Regions from separate parts of the Homo sapiens genome. Here region 1 is linked to region 2. Evidence: read pairs that join two places in POLR2A ChIA-PET (ENCODE). Cell type or tissue: OCI-LY7. All regions are shown on one strand. Region 1 overlaps LINC01397 (long intergenic non-protein coding RNA 1397). Region 2 has its middle 18 kb from the start of RBM15.

The links. ChIA-PET counts read pairs that join two places held together with the same protein. Peaks named below come from ENCODE experiments on the same cell type or tissue, not always from the same donor. Only the 100,000 strongest peaks of a DNase experiment are listed, where the experiment ranks them.
Region 1: POLR2A ChIA-PET joins it to region 2 with 6 read pairs; 4 of 35 experiments call an interaction of 5 or more read pairs at or near these places.

Annotation. Positions count from the first base shown.
Region 1 is chr1:110,092,538-110,096,537 of GRCh38, forward strand. The region is part of intron 1 of LINC01397 (long intergenic non-protein coding RNA 1397); the gene reads left to right. Among named protein-coding and RNA genes, the nearest start is that of LINC01397, 12 kb to the left of the region's middle. In OCI-LY7, no CTCF peak of the experiment used is centred here; no DNase peak of the experiment used is centred here.
Region 2 is chr1:110,355,027-110,359,026 of GRCh38, forward strand. No RefSeq gene overlaps it. Among named protein-coding and RNA genes, the nearest start is that of RBM15, 18 kb to the left of the region's middle. In OCI-LY7, no CTCF peak of the experiment used is centred here; no DNase peak of the experiment used is centred here; H3K27ac peaks cover 940 bases.

The sequences.
Region 1 (4,000 bases), 260 kb before region 2:
ACACTCAGAACAAAATCCAGTCTCCTTACATGCTATGACTCTTGCCTGCTTTTCCTTCCTCACCTCACAACCTCTGTCCTGGCTCAGCACATGCCAGTCAGTCTGAGCCAGCCAGGCTGGCTGCTTTCTGCAGCTCTGACACTCCGTCCCACCTCAGGGACTTTGTCCTGCTGTTCTCTCTGCCTGGACCACTCTCCCCTGATCCTCACATGGCTCTGCCCATCAGCTACACTTGGTTGGAATATGAATAATAATGGTGAACCACTTACTGGTAACTACTGCATGCCAAACATTATTTGATGGTTTTCACATGTGTTAACTCATTTGCTCCTCACAAGAACTCTTTCAAGTAAGTACAATTATTATCCTCATTTTGGAGATGAAGAAACTGAGGCACAGAGAGGTTAAGTAACTTATTCAAAGTTGCACAAATACTAAGAGGTAGAGCTAGAATTTGCATCCATGACATATGGCTCCTGGGTCCATGAGCTTAATGTCTGACTTCTGCCTCTAGTTACTTTTTCATTGAGATGCATCTTATGCAAGCAAAGTGCACTGATGCCAACTGCGCAGCTCAGCAAATATCTGCATGTGTTACATCTGTGTATCCACCTCCCAGATCTGGAGCCAGAACTTGGCCAATGTGCCCCAGGCTGCCTCCTATCACTTCAGTCAGTTCCCTTGAAAGTAACTCCTAGTCTAACCCCTGTCACTATTGACCGACATTGGGAAAGACTGTCTTTTATCTAATCCTGTTTGTTTTCTTAAAAAGTGCTGAAGTACCTTAATTTTTTTGTTCTTTAATGCTTCTGCTTGATTCAATGAAAAGAAAATTAAAATATTTCATGGACTCGGCTGGGCGCAATGGCTCATGCCTGTTATCCCAGCACTTTGGGAGGCTGAGGCAGGCAGGTCACTTGAGCTCAGGAGTTCAAGACGAGCCTGGCCAACATAGTATTGCAACTGTCTCAACAATTTTTTTTTTAATCAGTATAGTGACACATGCCTATAGTCCCAGCTACTTAGGAGGCTGAGATGGAAAGATGGCTTGAGCCCAGAAGCTTAAGGCTGCAGGGAGCCGTGATCACCACTGCACTCTAGCCTGGGTGACAGAGTAAAATCCTGTCTCAAAAAAAAAAAAATCTGTTAATACCAAATTTGGGAAGCAGCAATTTAGAGCCCTCACCCCCTACCCTGCCTACCTCAGCAGTACCTTCCTTAGTCTCCTAGATTGAGGGAGAGGTGGGCTGTTTGGGGACAATCCTGCTTGTTTGTCACAGCGCTGGGCCTGTGGCAGGTGTTTAGAACACCTGCTGATGGGTTGACCACCAGTGGTAGATGGTGCATCGCTGCCCTTGGAGTTTCTGGAGATTGGGCTTTTTTTGTCTAAGGAGGAGGCTCCAAGTTGCTGGATGTTGAGGTTAGATGCTCCGGGCTGCCAGCCTTGTACCAGGAACTGTCCTTCGCTTTCGGGGGGTCCCTGGGTGGACTCCCACTGTAACCAGCCCATTCTCACTCAGACGCTCATCACCCTCCCGCGCTCCATCTCCATCTGGCGGCCCGTCCCCACATTCCTCTACCTCTGACCTTCCTCATCTTCCTGCTTGGGGCAGTCCAGGTTCAAAGCTATGGGGATGTCACAGCCTAGGAATGAGGGCTTTCATCTAGGGGGATGGGTGCAGTTCAGACGGGAGAGAAATCCACAGATGGTTCTTTGCAAGCAGGTTGGGCTCAGCCTCTTATAAGTATTGCACTTGAAAGCCCCAGAGTGCTCTGTGTCCCTGGTCATTCCATCCATGTGCACACACACACACTAGCATGCATACACACATATGCATGCACATGCACATGCATGTGCACACACGCACACACACTTCCTAGTGTAGAACAGGGATTGGGTGGTAACAGTTGGGTGACCTGAATTCCCCGTCTGAGGATCCCTCCCCACCTTCTGCCATTTACCCCCAACCCCCTCTGTAGTTTCTCTCCAAATCTTTGAAATGCTCAGAGGTGCCTGGGAGCCAGGGCATGTTTTTATCGTCACAAATACACCAGAGAAGAGAGACAGCGGGGAAGTGAGAGAGAAAGGGCTGGAGTACAGACCCAGGCTGAGGACGCGGGGCAGGCTGCCAGGACGCAGAGCCAGGCCAGGGAAAGACACCATCCTCCGCAGGTTAAAGCTACTGGGGGACCTTTGATTGTGCACGTGGCCCAGCAAGCATGGGGCAGCCCTGACTTTGCCCTAAAGGAGGCTGAGAAGCAAGTTTGTACAACTTTGGGGGTGGGGATGTGGAGGAGTCCTGGGGCCCTCAGATGATGCTGCCCCTTCCCCTCCATGCCCAACTCACCCCATGTGGCCAAGCTGGTCACAAGCTCCAAGGTTCTCCAGCCTCCTGGGGATATCCCAGGAGGGGCAGGACGAGGATGGAGAGACTCAGGGGCCCAGCCTGCATGGCAAGAATCCCTCTCAGACCTACAGCTATCTCCCCTGCTCCAGCCCCACTTAGCACTCACTCAGAACTTCACAGGCTCAGACTTCCCAATCCCTGGCCTCCCCACTCCTGGGGCCTTTCCCCAGGTGTCAGCAGCAATTTCCTGCCATGCCTGGTGACAGGAGCCTGAGCCAGCCCAGGGGAAACCCAATGCCATGGTGTCAGCAGTGAGTGTCCTTCGGTTTCTGGGGAATGGGGCTGAGAAAGTGCAGAGCTGCGCAGCTCGAGGGGGCAGGGAGGACTGCCACTGCCCCCACCCCATGAACCCCTGCCCCTTCCACGCTTAGTGGAGACCACTGTGCCCACTCCTCTTGCACCCAAGGACCCTGGCAGAGACACCTCTTTCCTGCCTCATAACTGGACCAAGGCTGGAAAGAAACACTCACATCTGGGAGACAGTGCCTGGGTGGGCAGTGTCCTGCTCTGGGCAAGTTCATCCTTCCCTCCCCATACTGATGTAAGGATGCTGCTTTGGGGTGGAGTCAGAAGGGCCTCACCCCTTCCCCTCCCCTCCCCTCCCCATTCTAATCTAGCACCAGCATTCGGGGAAGTGTCTTCATCTCAGGCTCCGTTGATGACCAGCAGTTCACATCTTCTGCCTTTGGTTTTGCATAGTTGCTAGATCTGTGCAGGGCACCCACCTTCTCCCGGGGAGGGCCTGGGTCTCCTCTCTCCTCTCTATCCCCCTTAAGGTCAGCAGGGCTACTTTCTAAGAACTGGTCCTTGAGCATAGAGGCTGGTCACACTCGTGTGTGATCTCTACCTTGCTTCCTTTCCCTTTGCATCTGTGTGCTCTCTGTACCCGGAGCTGTGCTATATACCAGACAGAATCTCTGTTCTTGGAGGACCCATAATGTAGCGGGGGAAGCAGACTGGAAAACTTATATAATAGAGGAGAGAGAGGCTGTAATGAAGAAAATGCTGGCTTTAGGGCCAAACATTCACCCTATAATAATGTGAGCTTGGGAGATTTGTCAATGTACACATAACAGCATACCCCAAATGAGATATTTTATTTAGTCTAATTGCCTCTTAACAGGTTTGGATGCAGTAGATACACTGAATACATAGATTCAAAATGTAAATTTTGTATCCCTAATATATTCAGTCTTTTCCTAGATATTGCATGTGTCCCCCACCCTTGGCACAGAGCAGGGGCTAAGTCAAGGTTTGCTACATTGGATTGGATTGACTTACCTACGGTGGAGGTGGGAAGGGGAGATGACTCACAGTTGTAGGAGACACTCTGAGAAATGAGACTGGTCTCGGCCAGGAGGGACTGGGAGATGCATCCAGAGGCTTGGGACAGTGGGCAAGGGGCCATTGTTTGGTCTGGTCCCAAGTCCTGGCTGATGTCAGATTAGCTCTTTTCTCTTGGTTGGCAGGCCCTTTGTTGTTGTTGCTATTAGAACTTCTCTTGCATAGGCTGGCTGAGTAAGTGTGGCCCCTGCCTCCCTTCATCAGAAGTCTTCTGCCTGGGGCATAGCTGTGTGCTCAGTGCTTGAGAC
Region 2 (4,000 bases):
CCTCAGCCTCCCGAGTAGCTGGGACTACAAGCACGAGCCACCAAGCCTGGATAATTTTTGTATTTTTAGTAGAGATGGGGTTTCGCCATGTTGGCCAGGCTGGTCTTGAACTCCTGACCTCCTGCCTTGGCCTCCCAAAGCGCTAGGATTGCAGGCATGAGCCACTGTACCCGGCCTGATACTTTTAATATGTAAGTTTTTCATACTCAGAGGCACATGAAGAGATAAAATAATGTGTAAATTTTTATGATAAAAGAATCTCAAATACATTCACCAAGCAACCATGTGGATTTCAATTGAAAAATTGTACTCAATCCCACAATTTTAAAATTTCTAAATTGGTATATGTGACTTAGAGGGATTTTTTTTCATCAAGCACAACAATGCCAACGTCTCTAGAAGACTTTTCAAAGGTTCATTTGTAATTTATAGATTTCTCCTAGAAATGAGAGGTTTTTAGTGGTGACTTAACCTATGTCATCATTTCTCCTGACAAATTTCATTTGTGAAGTTTACCCTTTGCAGTGCTGTAACCTTACTGAAAGTTCACTCCACAAAAGGAATGGATTCATCTGAACTTTAAGGTTTAGTGAATGAAACTACTTTATAATGTATGAGTGCTTTTTTCCTTTAATGTAGTAGTTTAAAAGGGTTTTGGACCTTCAGAGACACCCTCTCTTCTGTTTGCTGCTCCTTAATTTTAGTAAAGTCTGAAGCCCTAATAAAAATTTTTTTAACATGTGGTGTTAGATCTCCCTCCTCAATTTTTTTTAAAGCCAATTTTAAAGGGAGCATTTCTAAGTACAGTAATTGGTTAAACATCTTTTTTCCCCCTGGGTTTCTTTTTAGGAACTACTGACAAAAACCTATAGTCGACTTTGGGATCTGACTTTATTATTCAGCAACTCAAAGATGAGTTCTAATTGGCAGACTTCTGGCACTGGCACTTGTCCTCCTGTTTCTATAGAAACTGGGTTGGAAGTCAGAGCTGCACAAAGGGAAAGGGTAAGTTTCTTTTAATTCCATATTTATAAACCCATATCTTATTAACTGTGACATGTTTTCAGTTTTCACATAAGAATATACATCCTCGAACTAGAACTCAAATATGTACTACTTATTTTCACTTGAGTGGAAACTGACATCAAGTCACTAAATATAATAGGAGGGTTTAAATATGGATTTATTTTTCTTGTGACTGACTTCACATTTCTTGAAGCAGTGAATTCAATGTCAATTCGCACTTTGAGCTATTTTTAATTTGGGGGTCAGAAAATTGTTTTTTATTATCTTAGATCTTATTCTCTTGTACTTCTCTGGTAAGTGAAAATTGGAAGGACATTTTGAAAGTCTGCATGGATTATAAAATCTTGTTGTAGCGAAGTCTGATTCTTCTTTCCATTATAAAGTACTATACTACTGATCAGTTTTTTTAGTCTCTCTACTCTCTTAGCCAAGCAAGATGAGTTCGTCTGTTGGGGCACATACATTTGTTTTCACCTGGGCAGACACCCATTATTTGTAGAACCTAAGACACCTGCCAGTTGGTGAGTCATCTTATTGCTATGGCTTCAGAGGACTGCTGTACAGCTGGAGTATTTAGGCTTGAAATTGTTTGATTAGGTATGATAAGCACATTCCTCTGATTTACAGGTTGCCATATATAGGTAACTTATATTGAACTGTGACTAGTTTTGAGGTAGTGGAAGGAAGGTAATATTTGCTGTTGCTCTTTAAAAGTTGTCTCACTTATTTCCTTGGTCCTGGCGTACTACCCTTAAGGGATGGACTTACTTTTTTCCTGCTAAAAGACATAAGATTGGTTGACAGAAGTCAAAGGGTGGAACACCTTGCCATTACTTCTGCTCAATTTGTCACTTTTAAAAATAGTTTAAAAGCTGGAAGCTTGTCAATAGGAAAAGTAAACTCATTTTTAAAAATTTATTTTCACAAGGCAAATAATGCCTTAAAGTGGCTTCTTTTTTAAAATTTAATTTAATTAATTCTATTCTGATGAATTCTCATTAAAAGTGTTGTATGCCTCCTTTGTTGGTTTCTGTTTTGCTCATTAGTGCTTGCACGAGGTAAAAATAGAAATGAATTTGTGGATTTTTTGTTTGTTTGTTTGGAAGGTGGCTAGAAAAAACTTTAGTCTTTCGTTGTGTGCTATCAAGTATTCAGATGTATTCTCCACTACTTAATAAGGAGTAGCCAACTCATCCTGGCTTTAAAACTGAAAGTTCTATGTCTCAAGAACTCCTTTGTTTCTGTCTAGACCCAGACAGTCACCCTAATCCTAGTTCACTCTCTGTATCCCTAAAAAGGCCTCACTAAGTTGTTATTGATTATCATTTTGAATGGAAGGAGATTTCATAATATACTAGCTTCTGTTGGAATGTATCAGGGATTAGGTTGTTTATTTTTATTTTTATTTATTTTTTGGGGGTTCGGAGTCTCGTTCTGTCTCCCAGGCTGGAGTGCAGTGGTGCCATTTCGGCTCTCTGCAACCTCCACCTCCCAGGTTCAAGTGATTCTCCTATCTCAGCCTCCTGAGTAGCTGGGATTACAGGCGCCCACCACCATGCCTGGCTAATTTTTGTATTTTTAGTAGAGACGGGGTTTCACCATGATGGCCAGGCTGGTTTCGAACTCCTGAGCTCAAGTGATCCACCCGCCTCGGCCTCCCAAAGTGCCAGGATTTCAGGCGCGAGCCACCATGCCTGGCCCCAGGTACTTTTTTCAAGAGATGACTTGTCTCTGATCCTAAGTCATGCTAGTCTAATTCTCACAGAAATAAAACATGAAGAATTTTAAATGGATTTTAAAAGTTGCTTTCAAGCACTTTAGTTATTTTTTGTTTGTGTATATGTTAAGACCATAGATGACAAATGTGAAACAATTGAGTAGATATTTGTGGCAAATGAGTAGCCACATGAGGCAAATATATAGATATAAAGCCTCATACAAGGTGATTCTGGCTTAAGAGAAACACTCAAGGCTTTTAAAAAGTATTGGGCTTTGGGCCAGGTGTGGTGGCTCATGCCTGTAATCCCAGCACTTTGGGAACCTGAATCGAGGATCACTTGAACTCGAGTTAAAGACCAGCCTGGGCGATGTGGCGAAACTCCGTCTCTACTAAAAATACAAAAATTAGCCAGGTGTGGTGGTGTGCACCTGTAGTCCCAGCTACTCTGGAGGCTGAGGGAGTATGGGGCAGGAGAATTGCTCGAGCCTGGGAGACAGGTTGCACTGAGCTGATATTGCGCCACTGCGCTAGAGCCCAGGCAACATGAGTGAAACCCTGTCTCAATAAAAAGTATTGGGCTTTGGTTTTATATGAGGTCTTCAGAGAAACCACCGTCCAAGTTTTGCACTATGTCTCTCTTAAAAACAATTAAAATAATAGTATATGATTTTTTTCCTCACATGGAAAAAGCTGATTTTACAGTTAGACAAATGTATTTACTAAACATATTTTGCAAACAGGACATAACACATACCTCAATTATTTGAAAAAAATCACAAAAGTATCATTTCAGTCCATATAAGTATAATTGCTTTTAATAAAGTTAAACTCCTAGAGAATCATTAAAGAAGAAAAGCCAGGGGCCATGAGCTAATTAATCAGCACCAGTAATTAGGTTTTAAAATTGGCTTTGTTAAGGGCTAGCTTTAAGCAAATAACTTGTTCTTAATTGCCTTTGTTCCTTATATATAAAATAGAAATAATAATAATACTTATCCATACTTTGTCACAGAATTAACGTGATGATAATGAGGTAATAGATGGGAAAGAACTCCAAATAGTTAACAGTACCATAAGGTAGAGTTTTAGTGTCAGATATAGTATTTTACAATGACATATATGGAAAATTCCTTCTTTTATAATGATGGAAATATCCTAACAGTTTTAAACATAACCCAAGAAGTAGCAGAGAAGAAAGTATACTGAAGTATACTGAACTTTTATGTTCAAATTACAATAGCTCTACTAGATATG